Regions from separate parts of the Mus musculus genome. Here region 2 is linked to region 1. Evidence: chromatin contacts called from ENCODE Hi-C or POLR2A ChIA-PET data. All regions are on one chromosome and are shown on one strand. Each heading gives the region's core, a stretch centred on a gene start or an enhancer-like site at or near the end of the contact. The rest is flanking DNA. Distances are from core to core; before and after follow the strand shown.

The links. Hi-C counts contacts between places; a loop is a spot of excess contacts on that map. ChIA-PET counts read pairs that join two places held with the same protein, here RNA polymerase II (POLR2A).
Region 2: a map of T-helper 1 cell shows a loop between it and region 1 (2.3-fold over the local background). The contact joins the promoter of Cog1 here to the promoter of 2610035D17Rik in region 1. A Hi-C loop is called at or near these places in 4 of 37 maps with a recorded cell type or tissue (T-helper 1 cell, left cerebral cortex, mouse embryonic stem cell and 1 more). POLR2A ChIA-PET finds 5 or more read pairs at or near these places in 2 of 5 experiments (Patski and embryonic stem cell).

What each region holds. Positions count from the first base shown.
Region 1 is chr11:113,200,030-113,206,398 of GRCm38, reverse strand. 2610035D17Rik (RIKEN cDNA 2610035D17 gene) reads left to right here and starts at 4,561. Exons shown (of 3, transcript NR_015556.2): 1 at 4,561-5,108. It overlaps 4732490B19Rik (RIKEN cDNA 4732490B19 gene), which reads left to right. Exons shown (of 4, transcript NR_040276.1): 3 at 1-9; 4 at 1,232-3,084.
Region 2 is chr11:113,646,938-113,653,814 of GRCm38, reverse strand. Cog1 (component of oligomeric golgi complex 1) reads right to left here and starts at 4,286. Exons shown (of 14, transcript NM_013581.3): 1 at 3,940-4,286; 2 at 1,729-1,970; 3 at 1,409-1,590; 4 at 1,103-1,273. The coding sequence starts at 4,254. It also overlaps a transcript of Slc39a11 not described here.

The DNA.
Region 1 (6,369 bases), core at 3,312-5,811:
TCTCCTTGTGTAAGCCTCCCTTTGATCTCTCTCTTTCTTCTTTTTTTTTCCCTTTCATTTTTCAGACACCAGTGCCAAATTCATCTGCATATTCTAACCAGCCAATATTCATATCCTGAGAGATCTGAGAGATTCGTACGTGTGGCATCAGGCCAGCCGCAGATGCTGTTGCTTTCCCTCCGTGACAACACATTTTTGAATGCTCTGCCTCATTTGCCGGGCAGGGCAGGAAGGTTCTCTGGGACATGCAGAAAGAACGCTGCAGGGAGAGATGGGGGGCTCCACTTGGTTAAGGCAAATACTCTGTCAAGGAGTTTTGACTTGCAAAAGGTTTTGATTAGAACTATATATGTATTTATGCCTACTTGCAAAGTTAAAATAAATAAAACCCCATTCGCATCAGTAGATGCAGATTCTGATACCCAGGGTTCAGTGAATTGATATCTTCCTTCTCTCAGCTCCCCTCCCCTCCTCTCTGTGCCCTCCCCCACTCTCTTTCCTTACTCCTCCTCATTCCTCTATCCCTTTTCCTTCCATTCTCTTCCCTCTCCTTTCCCATCTCTCCTCACCCCTTCCCACCTTCCCCTTCCTGCATGCTAGCTTGCTCACATTCTCTCCCTCTTCCCTCCTCCTCTTTGTCCTCCTCCTCTTCCTCCATGCCCCTCCCTCTTTCTCTACATAGTATTAGTGATTGAACCCAGAGCCAGGCACACACCCCATCACTGAGTGATACGCCCAGCTCTCTTGGTTTTTCATTTCTAATATGGCATTTTACCGTTGCCCAGGCTGGTCTTGAACTCACTCTTTTGTCCATATTGGCCTTGAACCTGTGATCTTTATGTCCTCAGCCTCCTAAGTAGCTAGGGCCATAGGCCTAACCACCAGACCTGGCTTGAATTGGTTTCTATATCCCTTTGCCATAATCATATTACTATGTGGTATTTCTGTACATTTTAACACTTTCTTACTTACTAGCACTCTAAGATGGCCAAGACTCTTCCTACATTTTTTTCTGGCCCTTGACCCCAGATTCATCCAGTTCCCCGAGTCTCCCTGGCTGATTATATAGGACAATAGTATTAGAAGCTACTCCTGGGCCTGGTATTTCTTGGTCCTGGGGTGTCTTTGCATTTTATCCTTCATAGTATAGTGAGCAGAGATATGTGTGTGCAGTAACCCATGTGATTGTGTGTGTGTGTGTCTTTATATCCATATCTATCTGTTTCCTTAGCTAATCAGGAGTTCCTACTGAACATGGACTTCACTCTGCTCCTCCACATTCCTCGTACAGAATACTGGCTAACGCTGTTAAAAATAAAATTGTAAATACCGAGGAGTGGAAGGAAAAGTGAGAGCAGAAGATCCAGCAGCTATGGAAACCCACCCCAGGCTCGGGTACCATCATGAGAAGACAGCGGTCCTTCCCTGCCATGGCTACATGGCTCTCTACTTTAAGAGAGATCTCCTGGAGAAACTGGGCAGAGGTCCTCTCTCTGGGACTCTGCGCTGCAGACCTGAGGAGGCCAGTCATCTGCGCTGTTGATCTTCACCTTTGTCCATGTTGTCCTGTAAAGCAGGGGATGGGGCAGCTGTACTGTAGAATGGGATCAGTGCTAAGCTTTCTATGCTGCCACTGGAACCCCATGGGTGTCATTCAGCACCAGAAAGGAGCCAGGAAGCCAGGGCCAACTTTAGAGCTTGCTTAGAGCTTGCGATTTCAGTGGGGGACAGTGCATTAGGGCCTTGGGTAGAAATGTGAAGACTGGGCTTAGGGGAGGCCTAGGCACGGCTTCCATTGCCCCATCTCTAACTCCATGTGGTGATCTGAATGAGAAATGTCCTTTACAGGTCATTGAACACTTGGTCCCCACTGGCGGTGCTGTTTAAGGGAGGTTATGGAAATTTAGGGGCGCAGGCTGGCCGGAGAAAGCACATCACTGAGGGTGGTATTGGGGGGCAGTTCCCAGCATCACCCCCACTTCCTGTTCTTTCTCTCTGCTTCCTGTTTGTGGATGAAATGGTATCAGCCAGTTTCCTACCCCTGCTCCCCCATCTGCTGTGCCAAGCCATTTGTCCCCCATTATGAGGAAGCTATTCCTCTAGAACCAGAGCAGAGCTAAAATAATACTTTTTTCCTTAAGTTGCTTTTGGTCTTGTTTTTTCTTTTCTTTTCTTTTCTTTTTCTTTTTAATCACAGCAACAGAATAGTAACCAATACACCCCATTATTCTTATCTGGGTGAATAGAAATGAGTCCTGTCACTGTGTGTATGCATGTATATATGCATGCATATGCTTATTGCAGGGGTTCTCAGCCTTCCTAACGCTGCATGCGACCCTTTAATACAGCGCCTCGTGTTGTGGTGACTCCTCCCAACCATAGAATTATTTTTGTCGCTACTTCATGATTGTGATTTTGCTACTGTTCTGAATCCTGTTGTAAATATCTGATCTGCAGGATATCAGCTATGTGACCCTTGTGAAAGGGACATTTGGTTTCCCCAAAGGGTCATGACCCATAGGTTGAGAATGGCTTACTTATGGACTCTTTAGACATTCCCTCATTTAAGCCTCTTGAGTCTTGTAACAGGTGCAAGCCCACACCTGGCTTTCTCTTGTCCTATTAAATATGCATACCCTGTCTCAGAATCTAGGATCATCTAGGAGACAGGGCTCTCAGGAATCCTGTGAGAGAGTTCCTTGGTTATGCTAATTGGTATGGGAAGATCCATCTTAGTTGTGGGCAGGACCATTGCCTGGGCAGGGGTCCTCGACTGTCTAACAGGGAGCAGCAGGGTGAATTTACCCCTCTACTCTCTGATTGTGGATGTGGCAGGAACAGCTGCCTAAAGTTCCTGCTGCCTTCCTTTTTCATTACAAGGGACTGTACTTGAAATGTGAAATGTGAGCTAAAAGAAACCCATTCTTTTTTAAGATGCTAAAAAACCAAACCCAACCCCTTTAATATATATATAGTATATATATTATATGTATATAATATATATTACACTGCCATTTCCCATTTTATTTTTATGTGCTCACCCGCCACAAAAAAAAAAAATAGAAAAAATAAAGTGTTAGAACCATAAAAGCGATTGGTTTTGCATTGTCTTTTGCAACTGTGACCACTACCTGCAGTTAGTTCTTCTTTCCGTTATATTTTGGGCTTTCTTGTTCTCTTTTCTTCACGTTATTCTGTGCCCACGTGTACTTGTTTACGTGTATACACAGAGCTTTGGCTAGGTTCCTCATATGAAGCAGATGGCACGGCTTTTTCTTTCTGAGATTATATGACCTTGCTTAATATTATCCACTCTAAGCCCATCCATTTTCCTGCAAAAATTTTGAAATTTCAGTTTTCCCTAAGAGCTGAATAGTATTTCATTTTGTATACATACCAGATTCTCATTATCCATTTATCTGCTGATTGACATCTTGATTGAGGCTGGGTTTTTTGCTGTAGCAAATAAAGCATCAATAAACACCGTGTGTGTGTGTGTGTGTGTGTGTGTGTGTGTGTGTGTGTGTGTATGTGTGTGTGTGTGTGTGTGTGTGTGTGTGTGTATGTGTGTGTGTATGTGTGTGTGTGTATGTGTATGTGTGTGTGTGTATGTGTATGTGTGTGTGTGTGCAAAAAACTCTATGGTAGGATATGGACTTCTCTGGGTATATACCCAGGAGTAAAATTTTGGGTCATATGGGCAGCTCTATTTTCAACTTTTCGAGAAATCTCCCAACTGATCTACCTGAACACTGGCTGAATTAACTCCCCCTCCCACCAACAGTGAGTAAGGGCTACTCCCTCTGCCCAGCTTCTCCAATGTGTCCTGACAGACTTGTCGACAACAGTAATTCTCACTGGGGTGGGACAGATCTCATCAGAGTTTTATTTTGCATTTCCTTTATTATCCATCTGAGTTCCCTTTCCTCTTGGCTTTCCTCTCTCTCTCTCTCTCTCTCTCTCTCTCTCTCTCTCTCTCTCTCTGTCAATTCAGTTCAGCTGCCCGTTTCTTGATTGGCAGTTTTACCTCTTTGGTATTTAATGTCTGCGTTTCTTTGCAAATTCTAGATAGTAACCCCTTGTAGCTGGCACAGATTTCCCCCTTCTGTGGGCTGTCACTTAACTCTACAGGTTCCTTTGCTTTCCACAGCTTTTTGTTTTCATGCAGCCTTGAGTTGATTTATTTACAAGGTGAAAATATGCAATCCAATGTATGACTTTGTCTCCTTTGTCAAAAATTAAGTGGCTGTTTAGTGTCAGTTGCTTTTGACAGTATTTTATCACAGCAACGGAAAAGAAACTAAGGCAACGAGATAACTTCTAGAAGAAGAGATAAATTCCAGAACAGAATGGAATCTCTTCGTTACAAAGTTTGCGAAGGGAGGTAGCTGTGGTGAGTCTACCCTTTGCCAATATTCTCCATGAGCGGAAGGAGTAAGAAGACAAAACTACAACTCCCAGGATACCATTCGGCCAATCGACCACTTTACTCCGCCCTCTGGCCGTGCCCACCCGCAAACCCGTCTCTATAAAAAAGGCTGGAATGGCCCAACGGCTCGCAGAGCTCAGTGGTGGCGCAGAAAGTGTTCACTTCTTCTGTTTCGGGCTGTACGCTGTGGTTCTGCGCCTCCAGGGCTTTGCTGCCTGGCGAGCGTCCTCCCTGTACCACAGGATCCTTGCCCGACTACAAACCCGAGGCTTCTATTAGGATAGTCTGGATTCGCCATAGGGGTTTCTCCTAGCGCGGATTGTGTGTTTGCGTTGGCGATGCTCATAGAAGAAAGGCGCAGAGCTGTACGAGGAGGCGGGATGCACGGGTCAGAGCCCTCGGTGGCCTCCGCCCGCTGCTCTTGGCGCCGGTCCGCTCCTGGAGATAGCGCGGCAGCCGCCTGGGAGGCGAAGCGCGTAATCTCCGCGCTACCCACGCGGGGCCGCGGCGTGGTGGCCGCACTTTGGCTTTGGGCGCTGGATGGACAGTGGGGTAAAGGGTTGGGGTTCCCCTAACGTGGATTACTTGGTGCTTATCAACTGGATTTAGAAGACTCTCGACCTGGTCTCCATCATCCGTGGGTTGTCTTTCCATCTCCCAGCCGCTCTTTCACCTGGAGGTAAGTTTCCCCCCCGCAGTGCGCAGTTGTGGATTTGATTTGCCCTTCTTTAGCCTTGTGTTGGTTTTTGAAGGTTTAAGGATTGACGTCCGGGAAATCATTTTAGCAACCCTCAGGTGGACCCTACTAGCTCAGATCTCTGTAGTCAGCGGCTGTTCTGGGCTCATCGTCCTGTCCTGCGGCATGGATAAGCCATTGGTTACCCCGCGCCAGGACAGAGAGCGCCTGCCTTCTTGGCACTTGCCTTTTGGCAGGGTTGGTCCTTTGGGACCCTTTGCTTTGCTAGCCATGCCTCTCCAGGAAGCTGCCCATTGCACGCAGCGGGCTGCTGAGGCACAGTGTTTGCAAGAGGCCACGGGGGCTGGGTAGCCGTGGGAGCGCTTGGTGGATACTGCATTATTTTCAGGACTGGGCTGCTGTGGAGTTGATGGAGAGATGGGTATTGGCCACCATGTGAGTACAGTTTACCAGGGCAGGAATTTGGTCCAGTGTTTGCACCTACCATCCTCCTCCTCTTGGTGTGACTTTTATGATGAAGAAGACTTTTGCCTTAGGTCTTGAGACATAACTGTAAATCATAGGAGTCAGTACTCAATAATAGGTCTCTCTCCTCCTTGTCCTTTTGTGATTGCGTTGTAGTAGGGAGGTTGGTACCTGTCACGAGGTTGTCTGAGAGTAGGTGTTTGTTGAATGAATGATAGAGCTTCCCCACCCTAAATTACACCAGGTTCCTCTGTTTCCTTTTCCCTCCTGGGCTCTCACCCTTAATTCCAGAACTTTCCCCCTGGTCCTGGTTTCCTGGGGACAATTTCCAGATATGGATTTCTTCTCCCCTCCCCCACCGATCCCTGTCAGCAGTCCTGAGGTGTTCTTTTGGAACGTGTGTGTGTGTGTGTGTGTGGTGGTCCATTTCCCACCCCAGAACTCCCTCCAACAGAGGAAGCTATTCAGCCAGGGACTGGCTTTGGTGAGTGCCCAGGAGCCCTGAGGTCTCAGTCAGCACCTGCGCAAGGAGGGCAGGCTAGGCAGCATAGGAAGAAAAAAAAATGTTTTAAATGAAGTATTATGAGTCTTGACTGTCCTGCAGAAACTGGGGTCCTGCTGCCCCTGGTTCCACCCAGGTGCTTGTGGATGCCCAGGCTGGTTCTGGACGGTTCTCCAGTAAGAAGCGCTGTGTATCTAGCATTGTGGCGACCGGACGCTTTCTGCCAGGTGCACGTTTCTGTAGTTTCTTGTTGTATGGGGACGGGGAGAATGGGTC
Region 2 (6,877 bases), core at 3,037-5,536, 450 kb before region 1:
TAGATATGTCACCCACCCCCATCCACCCTTGGGAAGGTGGGTCAAATCGGAAAAAGGTTAGCTAAAGGAAGTACAGGGCACGCCAGTCCCTGTGCACAGCAGCCTCCCCACACTCTGCCATTCTGCTGGTTAAGAACAGGACAGGCCAGGAGGAAAGAATGGAGGGCAAACAGGAAGGGAGGGAGGGAAGGAGAGAGGGAGGGAAGAAGGAGTACTGTGCAATCTTTGTGTGTGTGCGTGTTGCGGGGTGTGTTTGAGGTGGGGTCCTGCCATGTCACTTAGGCTGGTCTCTAAGCCTGAGCCCCAGTGGTCCTCTTGCTTCAGACTTCTGAGTAGCTAGGTCCATGCCACTGTGCCCACCAGTCATCGACATTTTAATAACAGAGCTTAAGTTGCCAAAGAAAAGTGTAGGCTATCCATTTCCCTCTCCTCTTAGCATCCTAGGTCACTTGAAGACCTAAGGGAACAAGCACTGACCACCTATCCTGCCTGCCGAGTCTCTTGGTCACCCTGCAGGCCTGGGCAGGGCTTCCTGAGCAGTGCCTTTCACTGTACTCTGGAAGAGGCCACTCAGAGTTTGTGTGTCTGTTTTCTATGCCAGGGCAGGCCAGTCAGCATTCACCTTTCACAAAAGCTATAAATCAGTACATCCCAGCCTGGGGTTGGGAGGGTGGTGGTGGGCTGTGTGCGTGTCTCAAAACAAAGGAAAGAGATGAGCCCCTGGTAGTAAGGGCCCTGTACTCCCTCCTTCTACCTTGAGCTGTTTCCTTTGCTGACTCTGCTGACGGTTCCACCTGACCCTGCAGCCCTACCATTATAGGAGTCTGAGTCTTTGCTCACTGATACATCCTTGGCTTAGGGAGAGCCTTCCAGTGTTCCTAAGCAACTGGTACTGTGCATTTCCAGCAATGACTACTGCTGACATCAAATAGAAACCCCGCATGCACCTCTGAAGGTTCAGCCCCCTTTCCAGCTAAGCTGTGCTATGCACAGAGCAGGGGCCTGAATCTTTCCGGTTCACTGGTTTATTGCCAGAGCATGGTGCAGGAGCTAGGAAATGGCAGATCGGGTGAATGAATGAGGGTAAAGGTTATAAGCTCACCAGTGGGATGCTGCCTTGTGACTGTCTCCAGGGTAGAAAAGAGCAAGCCACAGGGCAGGGATGGGTCGGGCAGCACGCCTTCTGGTAGGGTGTAGAAAAGGGCATGTGCCTGGTTCAGAGTGGTAGCCAGCAGCTCCACCAAAGAGCAAATCTGGGCCTTGATGCCAGCACCTGTAAGAAGAACGCACCCTCTTGTAACCAGTTCCCTTTAGCAAGGATGAGCACGGAACGCTGCCTCAGGCTCCCCTGGTACACACTGCTCCATTCCCTGTAGAGGAATCCCATTTTAGAGAGAAACACACCCACCGTGATGAGACTGGTTCAGGAGCGTCTGAATAGTCGCCTTTCTGGCCAGCAGGAAGTCTGTGAGGGCTTGGCGCGGAGAGCTCTCCTCCAAGAGCATTATGGAGCAGAGGGCTTCGGCCACAGCCTGGTCCGACACAGCCTGGCATTTGAGCAGCATCTTGCTTTCGTGCAAAATAGTTGACCTAGAAAGACTCACAAAGATCAACATGGAGTAGCTAACATCTGGGGTGAAGTGGCTCAGTGTATAAGGAGAAAAACGGACAGACCCCTGTGACACTTGTAGGGGCTCAGTGAGCTAGGGTGGGGGCTACCAAACTCACCGGAAGTGGCTGGCTGCTGCCACCTGGCGGATGAGGATTGGAAATCTCGAGAGGATGGGGCTGTATCTGGAGTTAGAGGAGTCCAGCTGCAGCAGGCTATGCAGGTGGCAGCAGAGCAGGTAGAGCTGTGTGGCCTGGAGGTGCTGCGAGGCTTCCATGGCGCTCCAGATCTTCTCCGGGATCTCCAGCAGCAGCTTAATCTGGGCGGCCATGCTGTAGAACTTCTCGGACGGCGGCTGTGGCTGAAGGGCAGTAGACCGTCAGAAGAGCAAATAAAAAGCACAGCTCCGTTTACACAGGCCTGGGGGAGAAGCTGGGGAATGCTTTAAGATCTCAAGCTTTTCCGTGTGTGGTATCGCACACCTTTGATCCCAGCACCCAAGGGGCAGTGGTGGGCGGATCTCTTGTGAGTTAGACACCAGCCTGGTCAACATAGTGAGTTCCAGGCTAGCCAGGACAGCACAGAGAAACCCTGTCTTTAAAACGAAAACAAAATCTGACGTTTTCATAAAGCCACACTCAGTACCACTCAGCTTGCAGGGCACTTATGTCCGACCAAATGGCATCTCACCATCTGGTTATTGGTAGGAGGGCGGGGCATCTCGCCATCTGGTTATTGGTAGGAGGGCGGGGCATCTCACCATCTGGTTATTGGTAGGAGGGCGGGGCATCTCGCCATCTGGTTATTGGTAGGAGGGCGGGGCATCTCGCCATCTGGTTATCGGTGGGTGGAAGGGAGACTTCCTACAAGCTTCCTCCTTCCTCTCCTTTCTCTTTAAGGTCACCAAACATTTCTCGTTGACTGTTCTTTACCACCCCTGCACCAGATCTTCATCTGGCTGAGACTTCAGGCCTCTCATCTGCCCTCTCACCTCGAGTCCGTCTTCAGTAGTGGTGTGTGGGGTGCCGGTAAAGGAGGGGAACTAACTCTGGCTCTTTTGTGTTCCTCCCCATCTGCTATGGGAGGCAAGCAGGCCTGCAACGGACGTCAGATGCTAACAGTTTGATCTCGGACTTCCCAGGCCTATTCCTGAGGGAAAATGAATGTCTACTCTTTATGAACTATCCAGTGTTAAATCTTTTGTTACAGCAGCATAGCTGGCCAGAGACGTCAATGTTCCAAATCTCAGTTGTCCTTACTGGGGAGGAGCCACACCTAACTCACTCCTTCCTTCCGAACTATTACATTAAATGGACATGTGGCGATTAATCACCTTTATGCTAAACTATTTTCTACTGCCATTCTAAATTATTCATATTTTAAAAATTCAATTTCCCAAGAATTTCTTTCTTTAATTAGAATGTAAACTTCAAGAACATCTTGGGAGGCTCCTGTTTATGATTTGAACGGAGAGGGCATTCCCCCAGAAATGCACCAGCCATAACCATGAAAATCAATCCATTTCTAAGACTGGGCTTACATAGTTGAAGCTAGCCAGCTAAGTCTGTCCATTTGGGAAGGGGGCTGTACTTAATGTGTAGCTTAGGGAGTGACAGGCTGACAAAGTTCCAACCTTCTTTGCCCACGTTCATTATACTGCCCTAGTTTTTTTGGCTTGGATTTTCTGACACCTAAGTAGCGCAAGAAAGCTGGCTCCACATGTGGGCTAGTGTGCTTTTGTAATTTCTTCTTCTGTTACAGTAAGTTCTCCTAGGTTAAAAACTATTTACCCTCGGCGCCCTCTGCTCATTCCTAAGCCAACACCCAATGTCAGAATTCGATCCGCATCGGGTCTTAAACGTTTCATGGGAGGACATCAGGATACCCTGAGTTTTTTAAACCAGCCTGAAATGAAACTGCTCACCTATTAAAAGGGGGAGGGTCTGACGGCTGAGGCTACCCTCCCCCAATTCTCCAGGCTCGGTCGGGCTCAGGGTGGGATGGGGAATGAATGAATGACTTTGACAGGAAGGTGTGAGCTAACGGGAGAGATCTGACAGTCGAGAGACCCCTGGCGTTTTCAGTTAAAAGGGAAGGAGAGCGCAGCGAACCCACGGGAGGCGAGGGAATCGTCCGGAAGTCCGGGAAGGCTCCCGGAGCAAAAGGCCGGCTGGCTTTTCGGCAGCGGACCAGCGTCCCGAGGAAGGCCCGCAGACGCCTCCCGGTAGCCCGCGGCGGCGAGGGGCGGGCTCCTCCGGCGGAAGGTGAGGGGTGGGGTCCGCCGGGCGGCGGGGGCGGAGGGACGTGGCGGGTTCGGATCCCGGACTGACCTGCGGGGCCCGTGGGACCCGGGGCGCCACGGAGCCGGCCTGGCGGAGGCGGGCGCAGTATTGATCGGTGGCCTGCACGGCGTCCACCAGGCCCTCGGCGCAGCGGCGCATCTGGCCGATGGTGTCCGCCGCCTCGATCAGGTCGCGGTACCGCTCGCCCACCATCTGCCGCAGCTCCTCCTTCTTGTGTTCGATCTCGGCTCGGACCTGGCGCTCCAGCCCGCGGATCTCCTCCGCTCCATGAGTCTCGAAGAGCGCGTTGGGATCGCGCAGATCCAGCCGCTTGAGCGCGGAGGAGGCGGTCGCGGCCGCCATGGTGCTAAGCCAGGGATCCGCCGGCCGCTTCCGCCTGCCAGCCCCGCCCCGCCCTCCCGCCATCATGGATGGGGGCGGAAGTGCTTCCGCCAGGTCGGGAGCCTCGGTGGTCCCAGGGACTGAGCCTCGGTGGCAGTGCTGCTCTCCAGAGCTTATTTTTTACTGTTACAATCTCCCTTCTCTCTCCTTCACTCTTCCTTCCTTCCCTCTTCCTCCCCATTCTCACCCTATGTAGGTGGAGTACGTGCGACAGAAACAGATGCGCGCGGAGGTCATAAGTTGCAGGAGGCTCACTCCTGCCATGAGGATCTCAGTATAGAATTTTAGATGGAATTTTATCGGCTTTGGCGGCAATCGCCTTTGCCTGCTGTGCCATCTCGCCTACCCTGAGCGCTCGTTTCCTTAGAGAAGCGAAATAGTTAAGGTTGTACTTGGTGGTCAAAGTCTTAGTGGCCCGGAGCCCCTTGCGTCGCACCCAAACCCTTTCCTGGGGAGGGAAGAGCTTCACCGTGGGGTTCATTATGGTAAAGATGCACGTATGGTCGTGTTGCTGTCGGTCTTACATGCATGCACGCTTTTGCCTTCGATAGACCATCACAGCAACCAGGACTGGGCCTTGGGACTCTTCCCTTAGGACTTGGCAGCTGGAGATCTGAGTGACGGCTGTGGTCCACCTTGTTACCTGGGTCTTCTATTTTATTTAAATATTGTTTAGTGGCCACAAAATGGGTTTCCCTGTTACAGGCCTCCTGTGGTGGAGAACGATGGGGAGTCCATGATGCCAGAGGATTGGACATCCTGAGATTGACCCAGTAAGAAAACCTGGACGTTCTGGCTTGCTGTTCATAAGTCCGTTCAGGGCCCTTCGTTTTGGAAAAGTTTGCTGAAGAATTCTTTCCTATGTTAACACAGAGAAAACAGTATTGTGTGTTCAGCAGCCCTGTACCACAGACAGCCTCTGGGTTTTCTCTCCCGTTCACCACTGCCACTACTTCGAGGCAAATGTCACAGCAATAGATTGATATCTAAATAAGGGGGTTTACTTACGACATTCCAGCAAGAAGAGTCCCTGCTCTATGCACAACTGAAGCCCAGGGAATTTTACTTACCTCGGGGAAGGGGGTTAACTCAGAACTCAAGCCACTTGGCTTGAGATACCGCCTACGCGTCAGAGTTCCCCCAGCACAGCGCGCCCCCTGGTGGCGCAGCGGTGACGTGCAGTCCTTTCTATAGTCCCGCGCTACCGGCTGCTTTGGTGCTGTTTTGCTTCTGAGCCTGCAGAATCTGTCTTCCGTGTTTGGAAGCGCTTCTCTGTCAGGCAGAAACTTTCCCCAGGACTTCTTGCACCTACTGTGCCAGCCTGGGGCCTGGGACTGGTCCACAAGACCTTCTTGGGCCTTTGAAGGCAGCGATGCCCTGGTGCAGGGATTTCAGCCTTGTAGAGGCTAGGTCTCACCCACAACACCTAGTGTGCAGGACTGGCAGGGACAGTGGCTGCAGCTGTAGTTTCAGGTGCCAGCGCTGGTGATGGGTATCTGCAGGTTGGATCACCCTGTGGTATACCTTGGATTAGGAATGTTCGCCCTCTCTTTGCTCCTGTCTCTTCAGCTTAGTTGCACATCCTGCCCAGCAGCTCACTGTGTTATCAATACATCCATTTTCTCTGAAAATCAGAACCGTGGTCTGTAGCTTGCCCTGGGAGCCTAACACTTATTCCTCAAGCTTCCAGTTCCCCAAGAGTTAGTAAGCTAACACCTTTCCTACACTGAGGGGAACACGATAGGCTATGATCAGTTCCATGTGGGACTAGGGGCTTCTTGTATGATGGCTTTGGCAAAGGCCACTCTGCCCAATGTGTTTTGAGACCGGCATTTGCTTTTCCGTCTTTTGTGCTGTTTCCTTGGCTGAGTTCATCAGACCTGCCTGAAGATGCTACGGTTGCCTCTCTGCCTGCAGAAGAACTGCTGCTCGGGGCTGTTTCCAGATGTCTTCTCAGCCTGGGCACTGGGAAAGCTCCCCAGGCCTTTGGGAGATGTGTCCTTGGCTCTGCTCTCTAAGGCTCCAGGTTTTACTTCTGCACCCAGAGAGCAGCCCCCTCCTTTCCTGATGCTGTCTGCCTATCAGCCAGAACTATCCAAACCAGCAACTGGGCCAAGAGCTCAGCCCAAGCAGCTAGAGGAGTCACTGTGCCAGGATGTTGGGGACAGACATTGCTTAAGCTCAGGGGTGCTGCTGTCATTTAGTGTAGTTTATGACCAGGTGTAAGTATGTGTCGAGTGAAGCTTTGATTTAATTTAATTTATTATTACTTTATTTATGAGTGTGCGTTTGTGTGTCTGGGCATGTTTGTGCGGTGCCTACAGAGACCAAAAAAGAGTTCAGATCCCCTGGAGCTGAAGTCACGGGAGACTGAGCAAGAAACCAAATTCCAGTCCTCTGTAAGAGCAGCCAGCACTCTTAACCGCTGGGCCATCTCTCCAGCCCCTTCAGTCTGAGTTCTAGTATCAGTCCTTCATCCTTCTAGCTTCAACCTTTAAGTTGTAGCTCTTGAAATCAAAGAGGCATTCCTCCATAACCCTAGCTGTCATTTAGAGCATCACTGGCCCTTTGCATCTTTCCTCTC